2 separate regions of the Homo sapiens genome follow, and region 2 is linked to region 1. A link is an interaction called in ENCODE POLR2A ChIA-PET data of the cell type or tissue named here. Cell type or tissue: PC-9. All regions are shown on one strand. Links, peaks and the distances in the headings refer to the core of each region. The heading gives the core; the rest is flanking DNA.

The links. Peaks named below come from ENCODE experiments on the same cell type or tissue, not always from the same donor. Only the 100,000 strongest peaks of a DNase experiment are listed, where the experiment ranks them.
Region 2: POLR2A ChIA-PET joins it to region 1 with 19 read pairs; 11 of 35 experiments call an interaction of 5 or more read pairs at or near these places.

What each region holds. Positions count from the first base shown.
Region 1 is chr16:11,274,709-11,279,095 of GRCh38, reverse strand. It overlaps PRM2 (protamine 2), which reads left to right and starts at 2,616. Exons shown (of 2, transcript NM_002762.4): 1 at 2,616-2,996; 2 at 3,159-3,457. The coding sequence starts at 2,726. The coding sequence ends at 3,196. All of the region lies in intron 1 of LOC105371082 (a long non-coding RNA gene), which reads right to left. In PC-9, for the core only: no CTCF peak of the experiment used is centred there; no DNase peak of the experiment used is centred there.
Region 2 is chr16:11,338,483-11,342,869 of GRCh38, reverse strand. All of the region lies in intron 1 of LOC105371082 (a long non-coding RNA gene), which reads right to left. LOC105371083 (a long non-coding RNA gene) reads left to right here. Exons shown (of 2, transcript NR_135174.1): 2 at 447-1,061. Among named protein-coding and RNA genes, the nearest start is that of RMI2, 4.8 kb to the left of the region's middle. In PC-9, for the core only: no CTCF peak of the experiment used is centred there; no DNase peak of the experiment used is centred there.

The DNA.
Region 1 (4,387 bases), core at 266-4,265:
TGCCCAGGCTGGTCTCAAACTCCTGGGCTCAAGCGATTCTCCTGCCTTGGCCTCCCAGAGTGCTGTGATTACAGGCATGAGCCACTGCACTCACCTACGGTGGGTATCAACAACCATGTTCTTTCAAGTGAGCACATGAGAGTTCAGTGCTAGCCCTGGCACTACCATGACCCTGATCACTTTAGCAATGACTCCCCATAACACACTCGGATCATGATAGCAGCTTGGCTGGACAGGCAGACCCCTGGGTGTGCCTTTTTTTTTTTTTTTTTTGAGATAAGGGTCTTGCTCTGTCACCCAGGCTGGAGTGCAGTGGTGTGAACGTGGCTCACTGCAGCCTTGATCTGTGCTCAAGCAATCCTCCCATCTCAGCCTCCTGAGTAGCAGGAACTACAGGCACATGCCACCATGGACCCAGGCTATTTTTTTTATTTTTTGTAGACAGAGCCCTCACTATGTTGCCCAGGGTGGTCTCAAACTCCTGGGCTCAAGTGATCTTCCCACCTCGGCCTCTCAAAGTGCTGGGATTACAGGTGTGAGCCACCACACCCAGCCCCTTCCTATGTTTATTTTATTTTATTTTATTTTTTTAGACGAAGTTTCGCCCTTGTTGCCGAGGCTGGAGCGCAATGGTGCCATCTCAGCTCACTGCAACCTCTGCCTCCTGGGTTCAAGCAATTCTCCTGCCTCAGCCTCCTGAGTAGCTGGGATTACAGGCGCCCGCCACCACTCCCGGCTAATTTTTGTATATTTAGTAGAGACAGGGTTTCACCATGTTGACTAGGCTGGTCTTGAACTTCTGACCTCAGGTGATCCACCCGCCTCAGCCTCCCAAAGTGCTACGATTACAGGTGTGAGCCACCGAGCCCTGCCCCGCCCCTTCTTATTTTCATCTGCAAGCTTTGGCCATGGAGATTTGACTTAGCGGGACGTAGGGTAAGGCCTCAGCATTCATATTTTTAACACGCGCCCTCGAAGAGCTTGAGGGCCATCATAAAGGACCTTCTTATCCCTAAAGAGAGGCAGCATAGAAACACCAAGGGCATGGCAATATCACCCATCACCTCCTGTAAGGATCTGAAGATTAAGCCTCCTGAATTTGTTTCTTATTGCCACTGTGACAGATCATCACAAATTTTGTAGCTTTAAACAACATAAATGCATTATCTTACAGGTCTGCAGGTCAGAATTCTGAAAGAAGTCTCATGGGGCTAAAATCAAGGGGTCAGCAGGGCTGTGTTCCTCCTGGATGCACGAGGGGAGGATAACCCATTTCCTTGTCCATCCCAGCTTCTAGAGGCCGCCTGCATCCCTTGGCTTATAGCCTCTCCCTCCATCTTCAAAGCCAGCAGTGTGGTGTCTCCCAGTTTCTCTTCCTGTGACCCTCCTGCCTCCCTATTCTCTCTTCTAAGGACCCTCGTGACTGCACTGGGCCAACCCAGATCATCTGGGATGATCTCTGCATCTTCAAGTCCTTAAATTTGTGTATCTGCCACATTCCCACATTCTCCCTGCCCTCCATGAAAGGGAAACTGGTTTTGCAGTTTCTGTGATTCTGATCCCGGACTTTAATGGGATCATCAAAGTTCAATGAGAAGCCCCGGCAAGGCCGAGCGGGAGGGGAGAAGATGAATATTTTGGAGGCGGAGAGGGGAGCATTCCCTGGGCTAGGGAGGAGGTGGAGAGCCAAGGGTATGACTAAAACCAGGCTGTCTCCGTCTGAATGCTGGCCCGGCCTGGCCTTCTCAGCAGAGTGGCCTTGAGCAACTCAACTTCTTCATGCCTGTTTGCCCCACAGAAAATGAGGATTGTAAGAGTGAGGAATGCAAGGGTGGTGGCTCACACCTGTAATCCCAGCACTCTGGGAGGCCGACATGGGAGGCTCACTGAGGCCAGGAGTGTGAGACCAGCCAGGGCAACATGGTGAAACCCTATCTATCTCCACAAAAAATACAAAAAATTAGCTGGGAGTGGCAGCACACGCCTATAGTCCCAGCTACTCGGGAGGCTGAGGTGGCAGGATCATCTGAGCTGGAGGGGTAGAGGCTGCTATGATCCATGATTGCACAACTGCACTCCAGCCTGGGCGACAGACAGTGCCTCAAAACAAAAAGAGGAGAGAGAGAGAGAGAGAGAGAGAGAGAGAGAATGAGTGAATGTATGGGAAATAAATGAATCAATGCTTGGCACATAGGAGCTATTAGGGAACTGTTTGCTGCTGTTGCCATCTTAACAGTAAGCTGTGTGCACAGAGATCCAAGCACGGAAGTCCCTTCCACATGGTGGCTGTGGCACAGCAGTGAGTTGGCAAGGAAGCTTCCAAATGACAATGTGCGCACCCACCGGCTTGGGGAGATGAGGGCTTGGATTAGGCAATAAAACACCTGCCATCTGTATGGTTCACCTACTGCAAGAGACAGAGGACATGCTTTACAGGCAAGGCAAGGGGGTCTCTCGCCCTTCCAGCCCTGCAGCTTGGGTGCCAGGGCCCTGCTAGTTGTGACCCCTGGCCCTGTGCTGCCCTCACAGAGGAGGCTGGGCAGGGTGGGGACTGGGCGGGGCCGCAGAGTCATAGTGGGCGCCCCCTTTATATACAAGCTCCCGGGGAGCCTTGCAGACCAGACCAACAGTAACACCAAGGGCAGGTGGGCAGGCCTCCGCCCTCCTCCCCTACTCCAGGGCCCACTGCAGCCTCAGCCCAGGAGCCACCAGATCTCCCAACACCATGGTCCGATACCGCGTGAGGAGCCTGAGCGAACGCTCGCACGAGGTGTACAGGCAGCAGTTGCATGGGCAAGAGCAAGGACACCACGGCCAAGAGGAGCAAGGGCTGAGCCCGGAGCACGTCGAGGTCTACGAGAGGACCCATGGCCAGTCTCACTATAGGCGCAGACACTGCTCTCGAAGGAGGCTGCACCGGATCCACAGGCGGCAGCATCGCTCCTGCAGAAGGCGCAAAAGACGCTCCTGCAGGCACCGGAGGAGGCATCGCAGAGGTCTGCCTGCGCCCCCGCCTTGCCCTGCATGTCCCTGACCACCCCAGGCACAGGAGGGAGGCGGGGACCCACCCCACCTGACAAAAGCTCCAGCCCCCTAACCCCCGTCCCCACCCAGAGTCCCTAGGTGACCCCCTCAACCAGAACTTTCTTTCCCAAAAGGCTGCAGAACCAGGAAGAGAACATGCAGAAGGCACTAAGCTTCCTGGGCCCCTCACCCCCAGCTGGAAATTAAGAAAAAGTCGCCCGAAACACCAAGTGAGGCCATAGCAATTCCCCTACATCAAATGCTCAAGCCCCCAGCTGGAAGTTAAGAGAAAGTCACCTGCCCAAGAAACACCGAGTGAGGCCATAGCAACTCCCCTACATCAAATGCTCAAGCCCTGAGTTGCCGCCGAGAAGCCCACAAGATCTGAGTGAAACGAGCAAAAGTCACCTGCCCAATAAAGCTTGACAAGACACTCGCTGGCCTGTCGGGTTTTCTTTGCACGAATCACACAAACCTGGCTTCCCTCACGCCCAGGGCGGGTAGAGGCTTCTCTGCAGCCCTTCCTCAGAGGCAGGTAGGGCGGGAGTTCTGATGCTCTCAGGACACCTAGGAGAGGGTTACTGTGCCTGGGAGGCCACCCTATGATGCTGTCCTGTCTATTGTGCATCCTTCCATGGTGTCAAAGGCCACATTAGTCTGTCTGGATCCCCCTCCAGTGAAGAACCTGATCCTACCTCATGAAAGGAGAAAATGGTTAGAACAGATCGAGTCCTAATTAAGTCACAAAGATGCCAAGGCACCTTGTGGCCATATTTAAATGCCTACTGTGTGCCACAGTTTAAAAACACAACCCATCTTGAGTGTTGGGTGGTTGGAAGTGTAAACGGTGGGGGCAGAGGTGGGGGCACTGCTCAGTGCAGGCCACAGCTTCGAGGTGGGAAACAGGTCTGGCATGCTCCAGCAACAACTTGGTCAGCACAGAGACGGCAAAAGGCAAGGAGTAGATGAATGCAGAGTAATGGGCTGCGCTGTGTGAGGCCTGTGCTGGCTGAAGCCTCTGGAGACCCAGGCAGAATCCGATCCTTGTTGCCTGCTCTCCTCGGCCTGTGGCTGCATCACTCCTCCCTCCTGTCTGAAATCAAGGACCCTTGTGATTGCACTGAGGGACTTTCTGGACAACCCAAGATAACCTCCCCATCTCACAATCCTTACATCATAGATTCCAGGATCAGGAAGGGGGCACTTCGGAGAGTGCCAACCTTAGCCAACCATAGCCACTGAGGACTGGGGGGATAAGACTGGCAAGATCCAATCCATATGTTGGCAAATGGATTTCTGGTGCTCAGAAATGACCAATCTTTAGGAAGCAACGAGTTTCTGAAAACAAAACAACAACAACAAA
Region 2 (4,387 bases), core at 279-4,278, 64 kb before region 1:
TGCCTGGTGGGTCCTCACTGACCTTCCCCCGAGGTACCTTAAGGACAGAGAAGTGACGGAGAAGGGAGTTAGCGTGAAGGGAGAAGCCCCCAGGCTTCTTGTATGAGCCTGGGAATCCCCCATCATTCCCTTGGCCTCCAGATTCCCTGCACCTGCTCCCACAAGCCCAACACCATGTTGCTGGCAGAGTGATCTTTTCAAAACACAAGTCTTAGCATGTCAGCACCGGGTTTATAACACCTTGATGGTGTAATCCACACATCTGGCATGTGAGCATTCCAGGCAGAGGGAACTGCACATGGAGGGGCCAGACAGGGGAGACAAAGCAAGAAGCATGTAGCAAACTGCCAGTAGTTAAGGATGGCTGGGACACAGAGTAGAAATGGAGGACTGGGGATAGATGAGTCTGGCTCTACATAACCTCATGTCTTATCCCCATTTTACAGATGATGAAACTGAGGTTCAAGCCAATGACAAGCCTGAAGCCACATGGCTAGTGAGTGGCAGAGTCAGAACTCAAACCCAAATCCACCTGACCCCAAACTTCATGTATCTTGAACTACAGGCTCCATCTCACTGTTCACACTCTCACCCACCTCCACCCATCAAAGGTGCCTCTAGACCTTTGCTTGTGTTGTTTGTTCTCTGCCTGACATGCCTCCCCCTCAGTCGCTCTCAGTTGAAACCTGGCTTAGTCATCAAGTGCCTGCTCAGCAGCAAGACCTCTTCTCTTCACAGAGCCTTTGTTGAGCCCCACCACTGGAATTAACCTCTTCCTTCCAGACCAGTTTGGTGGTGCCCCTAATCCACAGTTTCCCAACCTCAGCCCTACTGACACTGGGGCTGGATAATCTTTGTCGTGGGGGCTGTCGTGTGCACTGCAGGATATGGAGCAGTACCCCTGCTTTCCACCCACGAGATGCCATGGCACCCTCCTCAAGTTGCAACAACCAAAATATGTCTTCAGACATTGCCACTGTCCCCTAGGGTACTAAATCACCTCTATGGAGAACCACTGTCCTAAGCTACAATACTCACTGCCCTCTGTTTTGAGCCATAAATAGTTGTGTCTGTGTCTATCTTACCAGTAAAGCCTGGGTTCTCAAACTAAGTTGTCAGCAGCAGACAGACAGGTAACCCTGGTGTAGCAGGGGCAAACTGGCCTTCTGATGTCCCGGCAACAGGGGTCCATCACACTCAGCCGGTGGTTGTCGTGCAGGACTGTGGGCCCATTGTTGCTAGATCTGATTTTTCAAGACATTTTCTTTTTTTCGTTTGTTTTTGTTTTGTTTTAGATGGAGTCTAACTCTGTTGCCCAGGCTGTAGTGCAATGGCACGATCTCAACTCACCACAACTTCCACCTCCCAGGTTTAAGTGATTCTCCTGCCTCAGCCTTACAAGTAGCTGGGATTACAGGTGCCCGCCACCACGCCCGGCCAATTTTGTGTATTTTTAGTAGAGATGGGGTTTCACCATGTTGGCCAGGCTAGTCTCGAACTCCCTACCTCAGATGATCCACCTGCCTTGGCCTCCCAAAGTGCTGGGATTACGGGCGTGAGCCACCGCGCCCAGCTCAAGACATTTTCATGTATAATTTCCATGTTTAAAAAAAAAATGCTGGCAAACAATTCAATTCTGAAACAAAGGAACAAAAACAAACCATGTGCCCCAGAAAGTCATCCATGGACTGACTCTGGCCCGTGGGCTTCCAATCTGCAAACTCTCTCTAGAACGTGACCTCTGCTTCAGGCACCAAGGCAGCCTGCATGTTCACTAACGTGCAGGTCCTTAAATCTCCTGCAAAATAGCCAAGGGGCTGTAGTGTTCCACCAGCTCCAAGAGTTGCAAAATCAGCATTTTAAATTACAGTCATGAGCAGACAAGTGGGGTCTGTTGACACATGTTGGGTAAGCCTCCCCTCTAGGGAGGATTATCCCCCCTCCCCCACACCACAATCCATCACCCTCACACTCAGGCCTGAAGCAACCCCCTGTGCCAGCCTCCCCGAGCTCCAGCTTCCCAGTGAGATCAAAGATCCTTGGAAGGCGGTTTCCTGCCACCTGCACCAGTGAGGACAAAGGTAAGGTGAGAGGAATTGTAGGCCTTGGCTTTATCCTCAATCTGCTCGTTCACCAGTTCCCAGGCCAATCAGGCCAAAAATGCTTCTGGTTTCCAGAAACAACCCTACTACACTAAGAAAAGGGGTTGTTCTGGGTGGGGCGTGGTGGCTCACGCCTGTAATCCCAGCACTTTAGGAGGCCAAGGTGGGTGGATCATCTGAGGCCAGAAGTTCGAGACCAGGCTGGCCAACATGGTGAAACCCTGTCTCCGGTAAAAATATAAAGATTAGCTGGGCATGATGGCACGTGCCTGTAATTCCAGCTACTTGGGAGGCTGAGGCAGGAGAATCACTTGAACCCAAGAGGCAGAGGTTGCAGTGAGCTGAGATCATGCCACTGCACTCCAGCCTGGGCGACAAGAATGAAACTCGGTCTTGAAGGAAAAAATAAAATAAAATAAAATAAAATGGGTTGTTCTGGAAGGGTATCCATACAGTGACATCTTCAAAATAGCAAAAGCTGTTATTAGCTGAGCCCTTACTATGTGCCAAGCACCATGCCAGTCACTTCATGTGCAGAGACTCAGTTATTCCTCATGACAACCCTAAGAAGTAGATACTTTTCTTAAGCCCAATTTAGAGATGAGGACATTGAGGCTTGGACAGGTGATGTGACCTACCCCAGACCACACAGCTAGGAGAAGGTAGAGCCAGGAACCCATCCCCACCCTGGGAACCCTTATAAAGGGTTCCTCTTAGGTGTCTCAGTAATCAGGATGGTGGTTCTTAACATAACGTCTTACCCACTATCCTGGATTGGCACCGTGGAAGAATACTCTGGGGAATTTTTTTTTTGGAAATACAGGTTTTATGAAAACACACACATACACGCACACAAATTTTGAACTGTATTTAATGAAATGCCTGCCAAAGTATGCAAAGGGGCAGTGGATGGATGTCTCTTACTTACTTTGGATGCAACTTACTTTGAAATGCAACAAGAAATAAGGTGGATGGCTGGGCGTGGTGGCTCACGCCTGTAATCCCAGCACTTTGGGAGGCCAAGGCAGGTGGATCACAAGGTCAGGAGATTGAGACCATCCTGGCTAACACGGTGAAACCCTGTCTCTACTAAAAAATACAAAAAATTAGCCAGGCGTGGTGACGAGCACCTGTAGTCCCAGCTACTCTGGAGGCTGAGGCAGGAGAATGGCGTGAACCCGGAAGGCGGAGCTTGCAGTGAGCTGAGACGGCGCCACTGCACTCCAGCCTGGGCGACAGAGTGAGACTCCATCTCAAAAAAAAAAAAAAAGATAAGAAATAAGGTGGATGGATGGGTGGATAGAGGGAAGGACAGGTGGCTAGAGCTGAGATAAGGCAACTAGAGTCAACTGTTCATTGTGGAATCCGCATGGTGGGTGATTGATGTTCACTGCACAGTTCTTTCAAGAACACAACATCTGGGGACAACTGTAGGTTCCAGGGCTGCAGCACAGCCTTCCTGCATTGGAATGTCTGGGGGTGGGACCCTAGAATGATTCTGGGGCCCAGCCCTCCCCTACTCAGTGACAAGCAAACTTCTGCTCTCTCACTCACAGAGTATCACCAGGTCATGTGAAAGTCGATGCATCTTGGCCTCTGGTGCCCCTTTTTCTCCACTTCACGCAGGCCCAGGGCTGGGCTCAAGGGAGCATGGGTAGAATAGGGTAAAGTCACACCTCAGTGCCTGATGACTGACACTCTCTAGCCCTCTGCACCAGTAGTGATTTCTGCTGTCCACGGCACACTGCCATGGCGTGAACAGAATGTTTGTGCCCTCTCCTCCCAAATTCATATGTTCCACTGTATGTGGTTAACTATAATTTATTGTATAGTCTCAAAAAACTAGAATACTCTGGATGTGGTGGTTTACGCCTGTAATCCCAGCACTTTGGGAGGCCGAGGTGGGCAGGTTGCTTGACCTCAGGAGTTTGAGACCAGCCTGGCCAACGTGGTGAAACCCCATCTCTACTAAAAATACAAAAATTAGCTGGGCGTGGTTGTGGGTGCCTGTAATCCCAGCTACTCAGGAGGCTGGGGCAGGGGAATCACTTGAATTTGGGAGGCGGAGACTGCAGCAAGCCAAGAATGTGCCACTGCACTCCAGCCTGGGCGACGAGAGGAAGACTCTGTCTCAAAAAAAAAAGGGAAAAAATGTAAAAAGAAAATTTAAAAAAGGAAAGAAAAAGAAACTTAATTCCCAACGTGAAAGTGTTAGGAGGTAGGTCTTTTGGGAGGTGGTTAGGTCTCATGAATAAGGATGGAGCCCTCATGAATGGGATTAGTGT